2 separate regions of the Mus musculus genome follow, and region 2 is linked to region 1. The links are chromatin contacts, found by Hi-C in ENCODE. All regions are on one chromosome and are shown on one strand. Each heading gives the region's core, a stretch centred on a gene start or an enhancer-like site at or near the end of the contact. The rest is flanking DNA. Distances are from core to core; before and after follow the strand shown. Region 1 holds the start of Dgat2 (diacylglycerol O-acyltransferase 2). Region 2 holds the start of Klhl35 (kelch-like 35).

The links. A loop is a pair of places that touch in the nucleus more often than their neighbours do.
Region 2: a map of T-helper 2 cell shows a loop between it and region 1 (4-fold over the local background). The contact joins the promoter of Klhl35 here to the promoter of Dgat2 in region 1. A Hi-C loop is called at or near these places in 2 of 37 maps with a recorded cell type or tissue (T-helper 2 cell and left cerebral cortex).

What each region holds. Positions count from the first base shown.
Region 1 is chr7:99,181,096-99,184,988 of GRCm38, reverse strand. Dgat2 (diacylglycerol O-acyltransferase 2) reads left to right here and starts at 2,276. Exons shown (of 8, transcript NM_026384.3): 1 at 2,276-2,597. The coding sequence starts at 2,477.
Region 2 is chr7:99,463,935-99,467,827 of GRCm38, reverse strand. It overlaps Klhl35 (kelch-like 35), which reads right to left and starts at 1,824. Exons shown (of 7, transcript NM_028145.1): 1 at 1,724-1,824.

The DNA of each region.
Region 1 (3,893 bases), core at 1,027-3,526:
CACCCCAGGCTTATAACCTTCCAGATTAATCTCTGCCCATCGGACAGTAGCAGAGGTAAGTGAGTTTTTCATGGGTCCTGGCACAAGGCCTCCTCTACAGAGATGCTCCTGGAGCAGGAATGTGCCATACAGTGACCCGAGGTCTTCCATGCTGTGTGTGTGTGTGTGTGTGTGTATGTTTGTGTATTGTTCTGCCCCCCATATATATATATATATATATATATATATATATATATATATATATATATATACCTCTCTCCCCCCACAGTTGTTGCACAGCATACATCCATCTCGAGTCTCCCGTGAGCATGGCATGCCAGTAGCTTTCCCTTAGTTCCATAAAATGACCTAGGACTACCACAGAGCATCATCATGCCCTAGGATCTTTTTCCTTCTATTTATGGTTGACTCAGTTCTCTGGGTTTGGTAGTATTTTCTCAGTGAGATTTGTGCCCCACCACTCATCATGCAAGTGTTTCTAGGTTTCACTAATGGCATTTGTCACAGGCCCTGGGACTTTCTCCCCTCTTCAGGTAGAACTCACCTCCTTTCTTTTCTGCTCTTCCCCAAGGCCCTATTGACCTAGACCTTACAGTATGCAACCCAAAGGTGAGCCACACCCCAGTCCTATCTTTTTTCTGAAGGGCATACCTTTAACCACTGCCTTTGCTTGAGATTCTCCCACTCACCCAGCTCCCCACTGCAACCTGTCCTCACGTTTATTTCTCATACTCTGTCAAGAGGGATCCTACAATTCATCTTACCTCTTTCGTTTCTTTTAAGGCTCTCCCAGAACCCAGTCCCACCCCAAAGTCTTAAGAGAGACACTGGAGGATTTTCTAATCCCATGTCACTGCAGTCTCCATCTCCCACGTTGCCAGGACTACAGTCTCTATGGTCCTGCCCCAATCCAGACATGCTGACTGATGCTGCCCTTCGGCTTGTGCTCACACCCTCATTCTGCGGAACTCCTCTTCCTCTGTGGGCAATGGGAATGAGTCCCAGTGCCTGTAGTGAGCTTAGTCCATATACCTCAGTTCCTCAATTCTCAAAGCCTCTCACAATACAATCACGGGTGTTCCCGTTTTTACAGATGTGAAAGAAAACTGAAGCTGCAAACTGCGAGTGGTGGCACATGCCTTTCACTCAGCACTAGAGTCAGACAAAGGTGCATCTCTATAAATTCAGGCCAGCCTAGTCTACATAGTGCCAGGACAGCCAGGGCTACAAGGAGAAACCCAATTTCTAAAAAGAGAAAAGAAAAGAAAAACCAAAACATCAACATTCACACAACCCTCAACCCCACACCCTGCCCCCCTCCGGCAAACCAAGCCAAACAAAAGACACCCTGAAGTTGAGGAAAAGAGAGGAAGAGAGGTCTGGAACTGGGCTTGAAGTCCATCACTCACTATGCTTGTAGTATTGCCTTTGTCTTTGGTGTTTGGAGACAGGGTCACTATGTAGCCTGGGCTGGCTTCAAACTCTTGCATACATACAGGAGAGGGAGGGAGAGAGAGAGAAGAGGCGAGAGAGAGAGAGAGAGAGAGAGAGAGAGAGAGAGAGAGAGAGAGAGAGGAGAGAGAGAGAGGAGAGAGGGGAGAGAAGGGGGAGAGAGGAGAGAGAAGAGGCGAGAGAGAGAGAGAGAGAGAGAGAGAGAGAGAGAGAGAGAGAGAGAGAGAGAGAGAGAGAGGAGAGAGAGAGCGAGCTGCTAGGATTGTAGGATTACAGGTAGTAGACTCCATCGCTCTAGGTTCCTTCCTGATAAGACTCAATCACTCCTATTTTTTTGCTGGTAAAAGGAAAGGCTGCGGCACTTGGGTAACTGTCAGGTCCAGCTGTAACCTAACGAATTCCAACACTACTCACTGCAGGCTAGGCCTGCCCAAGGAAAGCACAGCCAAAAGGGACACAGGCACCCGCACGGTCCGGATCGTCCCGCACGTGCTCAAACTCCCTGCCCACGTTCCAGCTGCTGGACCGTACTAACGTCTGAGAGAGAGGCTTGGGAGAATGACAAGGCGGTCGCTGGGGCAACCAGGAGTAGTTTCATACACCGGGACTCCGGCTCCCTTGCCCGTATTCTATAGACTCTGAACCGTACAGTTCAGGCCATGCTGCCTTCCTGGGCTCTGTGCATAGTTTATCGCCGGGAGTCTCACCCCCTACAAGAACATGGCACAGTCCGGGGCGGACCCTTTTGCCCCGCCCTATAGCGTCACGACCCGCCCCGTTGTGAGGTTATAAAGTGCGCGCGCAGCGGCGCTCGGCGCCGTGGCCGCGCTTCGCTGGCTTTCTGCTCATCTAGGGTGGCAGCGGCTACCTACCTCAGCTCTCGCCCTGCTGCCGCCACGGCCTGGGCGCTGTCCCTCAGCTCCCGGAGCTCAGCGCGAAGCCCTGGCCCCGGCGGCCGGGGCATGGGTCAGGGGCGCGGCGTGAGGCGGCTTTCTGCACGGCCGTGACGTGCATTGGCTTCAGCATGAAGACCCTCATCGCCGCCTACTCCGGGGTCCTGCGGGGTGAGCGTCGGGCGGAAGCTGCCCGCAGCGAAAACAAGAATAAAGGATCTGCCCTGTCACGCGAGGGGTCTGGGCGATGGGGTGAGTGTCAGTCATCCCTAGGGCTTTCATCCTGAGGGCACCCACAGCAAGACGACTTTCAGGAAGGGACTTTGGCCAAAGCGTGCTGCCCTGTGCTGGACGGACGGCTAGCTAGTTCAGGTCGGAGTCCCAGACAATTATTTCCAGTTTTTAAAAGGTCTCGCCTTGTAGCCTAGGCTGGCTTCCAACTCTTAATCCTCCTTCCTTGGCATCCCAGGTGCTGTGATTGCAGGTGTGCCACTACAACTAGCTTCTCTTTAGGGGAACTTGACTCTTCTGCATCCTGTCATTTGGTTAAGGATGAGGCAAGATTCATGCTTAGCTCGGCTGGTTACCCAGTTTGAGCCAGGCAACCTGGTATCCTAGGCTAGCCTGGCTTCATTCTCCATCCTGGTACTCACTAATGTTGCAACACGTGTTACATCACTTGCCATCCCCCCAGCTGCTGAGGGCGACACCACCCACTCAGCTCAGTTAGTAGTGATATTTCACTCTCCAGCCCCCAGTACTGATCTACCTCACAAGGTGGAGCAGGATTTGGCTGGGAGGAACTGGATGGGGCAGGGTGGTAAGTAGGGTTTTGTAATCCCCTGAAACAGTCACTGGATGGAGAACATGCCTGCCTGGAACCAGGTGTGCCCCAACTGCCCTCTGCCCCAGCTTTTGTGGGCCAACCCAGACTGTGAAGCCCTCACAGCGCAACCCTGAGTCTGACATACTTAGAAGAGGGGTGGGAAACCCTTGGATTTTTTTCGTTTGTTTAGTCTGTGTAACAGCTCTGTTTGTCCTGGTATTCTATAGACCAGGCTGGCCTTGAACTCACAGAGATCTGCCTAAGTTGATTATCCTTCTAGAAGTTGTGTCTGCCTTCAAGATAGAACCGAGGCCTTCAGTGAATGGGGAAGGGGGGCATACAGTTCAAATCACACCTCAGCCTTTTCCATACAAGGCAAAGCACCCCACGTTGCTTAGCTGAAGCTGCAGAAACTGAAGGAGGAGGAACGAGCTACCCCAGTTTTCCTTAGAAAGGGCAGCGGTGATGCACACCTTCAATCCTAGGACTTGGGAGGCAGAAGCAGGCAGATCTCTTGAGAGTGAGTCCAGCCTGGCTTACAGGATGAGTTAGTTCCAGGACATATTAGTTGTGGTAATCTTGAAAGTTTAGGCAATCAGGAACAAAATAAGATTGCTGGTAAACCAACTATCTAGTGGTTACATCTCTTAGTACATGTTGTATAAAGTCAAGAATATGAGATAGAGATACACGCACACGCACACACACACACGCGCACACAG
Region 2 (3,893 bases), core at 575-3,074, 280 kb before region 1:
TTCTAAAGAGGGACCTTCAGGGAGTTTGCAGAAACTTGGACAAAATGTCTGTATAGGGATGGTCTCTTTGCACGAGCTGTAGTCTCTGGTAAAAGGGTTAAGGCTACCCTACTAGACATGTGTGTGTGTGTGCGTGTGCGTGCATGTGCGCGTGTGTGTGTGCGTGCATGTGCGCGTGTGTGTGTGCGTGCATGTGCGCGTGTGTGTGTTCGTGTCTTCTTTAGATCTCTTGTAGGTACTTTCCCTTGACCAAACTCTCCTCTATAGTAGTGTACTAGGAACTCAGTACTTAGCTCAAGGTCAAGTTCATGTATTATTTAAACTGGTGTTTATTAGAATGTGTGCGCGCGCGCATGTGCTGAACAGTCATAATTCCTGCCTTTCTGGATCTCAGAGCGAGGGCAGAGGTCCTTTGAGAGATCTCAGGAGAATTGGGGGAGCTCAGAAAGGATAATAAACACAGTTGGGGCAGAGATAGGAAAGAGATTCCTGAGATGGGCAGAATTAGCTGTGTAAAAGCAAGAGTGAGAGATGTTTCTAGTCTCCAGTGGGAAGATCCAGGTTCTAGGGACCACATGGAGCTATCATCCTCCTTTAGTCTGGTGTGATCTCACCTAGGCAAGCCACTGGCACCGTTTATGAAACAGAATAGTTAGAGTTCCTAGCCACAGAACTGTAACTATTGGATGAAGTATATAAAATTGCTGCATTTGTAGTATGCCCCAGTCATCGGCTTACCTTTTTACAGCATGGGGTGTGGGTAAGTTGACCCTTAGAGGAGTTGTGAGGAAGCAGCCATATGGAGGGAGCCTGCCCTTGAGAGGATTGCTGTGAGGGTCAGTGAAGGGGTGTGTATGAAAACGCACCACAGATTGCAGGCCGTTCACCCTGGTTAGGACTTGGTCCTTAAGAACACACAGTCAGTACTTGGCCTGGTCTGTAAATGGACCGAGGTCTCCTTTCTGTGGGAACTTACTCCATGGCTCATCTCTGCTTCTTATCTGCCTCTCCCTACCTACATTGTCCCATCTGCAGATCAGCCTGCCTCTCCTAGCCTATGCAGGACCATGTAGGTGGATCCCTTGCCTCAGAGTCATAAGAAATAAGTTCCTGGTGGACAAGGACTGTAGCCCAGATAGAGGCTGCCAGCCCAAGTCCACCATGTACCTGGAAGCCCTTGCCAGGGGGGAGGTGAGTCCTCAAGGAACGACCAGGCGTACACAGAGGGAAATGAGACAGGTTGTCAGAGTGCAGCAGGGCTGTCCTTAGCTAGCCTAGGACACAGCTACTCTCTAGGCTGAGACCCAGGAAGGCAGGTCTCAGCAAAAGGAGTCTGCCTGCTAGTGTGGTGGACTGTGCCAATACTTACGCATTCTACTGCCACCTCTGTCCTAGGCTGAGGGAACTGTAGGGACACGATAGTGGGAGACTCAGTTTCCACCATGGAGTCTATCGTCTGGGAGTCCAAGGATGCATGAGAAGTTAGGGATTCTGTCAGCATTCTTCCATCTCAGAGTCTCAGCCTGTGAAACTGGCTCAGTGAGCCACTATCCTGCTCTTACCCCGGATACACACACACACACACACACACACACACACACACACACACACCTCCACCCCCACATACACTCTTACACACCACACAGGCTCACACTTTGGGTGGACGCCCCTCAGAACAAGACACCACTTTAGCCAACTGCTAACCCAGGTACTTGGCTCTTACCTGGCCACGCCCTCTTCCTGGGACTGCTTCTCTGGCAGAGCTGCTCCTGTCTGTGCCTGCCGCTTGCCAGCTCTGCCTGCTTGCCTTGCAGCCTGAGCTGATTTTATTCTCGCTTTGCCTAGACTCCCACTTGGGCTCAGCTGCGGGAGGACAAAGGGTCTGTCTGGGCGCCAGGGGGGGAGGGGAGGAGAGGGAGCCGGTAGGAATGGGCACTGGGCTTTTGTTCCACTCTTGGGCCAGTTTTGGAAGGGAGGAGTGTAGATAAGCGTGGAATTGGTTGTGTGTTATGGTGGGCTGCGGTGTTTTGAAGGTTGGGGTGTCTGCTTCAGGTAGATGGGTGGTTATCAGTGTGTAGGTGTTTCTAGAACTTGTATGTGTGTGAGTGCATACACACAGTGACTGTAGTACTGGGGTGCTTGGGCTCTGGGGACATGTGACTACATAGCTTTGGATGTAACCAAGAATGTGGCTGCCTTTGTTGTGGATCCTGGTTTCCCTTCTGCCTCTTTGTCACCAACTCACACAGGTTCCTCCCTCACAGCGTTCCTGTCACTGTATTTGTGACTGGTCATTTGCATGTCGGGTTTGTGTGTGTAAGGAATGAGTATAAGGTGTCTGTGTGGACAGATGCTCATGCAGGTGTGACCAGGATCTTCTGGGTTGTGTGTATTGTGTGGTGTCCAAGTGGAAAGGACACAGTGGGAGCACGTGTTGGCACTGAGCACATTGAAGTGGATGGAGAGAGAATGGGATGGCTCTGAGTCCACCTGACCTCCCGGAGCCAGACAGTGTGGGTTTAGAGGGTGGTGTGGGACCTCTTGCTGCCTCTGTGAAGGACTGCAGGGCTTGTCACAGGAGCACAGCAATCCAGGGAGGAGGTGGCCTCCAATAGCGTCTGTCCTGTTGTGTCAGGACACTGTCACAGTTGTCATACTGTCACTGTCACAGTGTTGTCACTGGACAACACTGACTACATCGATGCCTGCCCCTCGGCCTGACGTCGCTCATCAGCAGGAGGGTAATGGTGACTCTGCCCTTTGTGTGGAGTTACCTCTGTGTGTTAGAGCCCGATACTGCCTGGCTCAGGTAGGCTTAGAGATCGTGGAAGATGGGAGATATTATGGTTTGGTATGAGTATAGAGTGTCCCCTGGAAGGCTTTATGGCGCCAGAGAGATGGCTCAGAGATAAAGGCACCTGCTTCTATGCCTGAGGATATCTGAAATCCACAAGGTGGAAGGAGAGAACCCATTCACATACATACTTGTAGCACACAGGTACCCATGCACATTCACACATCCGCACATAACAAATAAAAATGAGAAAAATTTAGATCAGGTGTAGTGTGGTACATGCTATTTATTTCAATACTCAGGATCTCTGCAAGTTCTGGGACAGCCTGGTCTACTTAGTGAATTCTGGGATAGCTCAGGGCTATATAGTGAGTCCCTGTCTCCAAAAAAAATTATTTTTAAAGCTCTACAAGTTGGTACCTTGGTCCCTAGGCTGGTGGTACTATGGAGAAGTCTTTGAGCACCTTTCTAATGGGCTCATCCATTAATGGACTAATAATTTGATGGTATTACTGTGAAGTGGCAGAGAGTTCAAGTTGGGGTATAGTTGGTTGGCCCTGTATTTTCTTGCTTTCTGGCTCCTGCCCACCATGGAGTATGTCATTTGTTCTGACACATGCTCCCTGACACCATGATACTCTTCCTAGTAGCAATAGTTAAGTTACCAAGTATTGAAAAATAAATCCTACTTCTTACTATGTTGTTTTACTCTGGTTTTTTGTTCTGGTGGTAAAAATCTAGCGCAGAGCGTGCATTCTCAAGTCCAGCTGAGGTTGTCAGTGGACGCAGCTTGTGCTGACTTTTTTTTTTTAAGACTTATTTATTTATTATATGTAAGTACACTGTAGCTGTCTTCAGACACTCCAGAAGAGGGCATCAGACTTCATTACGGATGGTTGTGAGCCACCATGTGGTTGCTGGGATTTGAACTCAGGCCCTTCAGAAGAACAGTCAGCACTCTTAACCACTGAGCCATCTCGCCAGCCCAGTGTGTTGACTAATTTTATGTCAACTTGACACAAGCAAAAGTCACTGGGGAAGAGAGACACTTAACCGAGAAAACATCTCCACCTAAGTGGCCTGTGGACAAGCCTGAGGC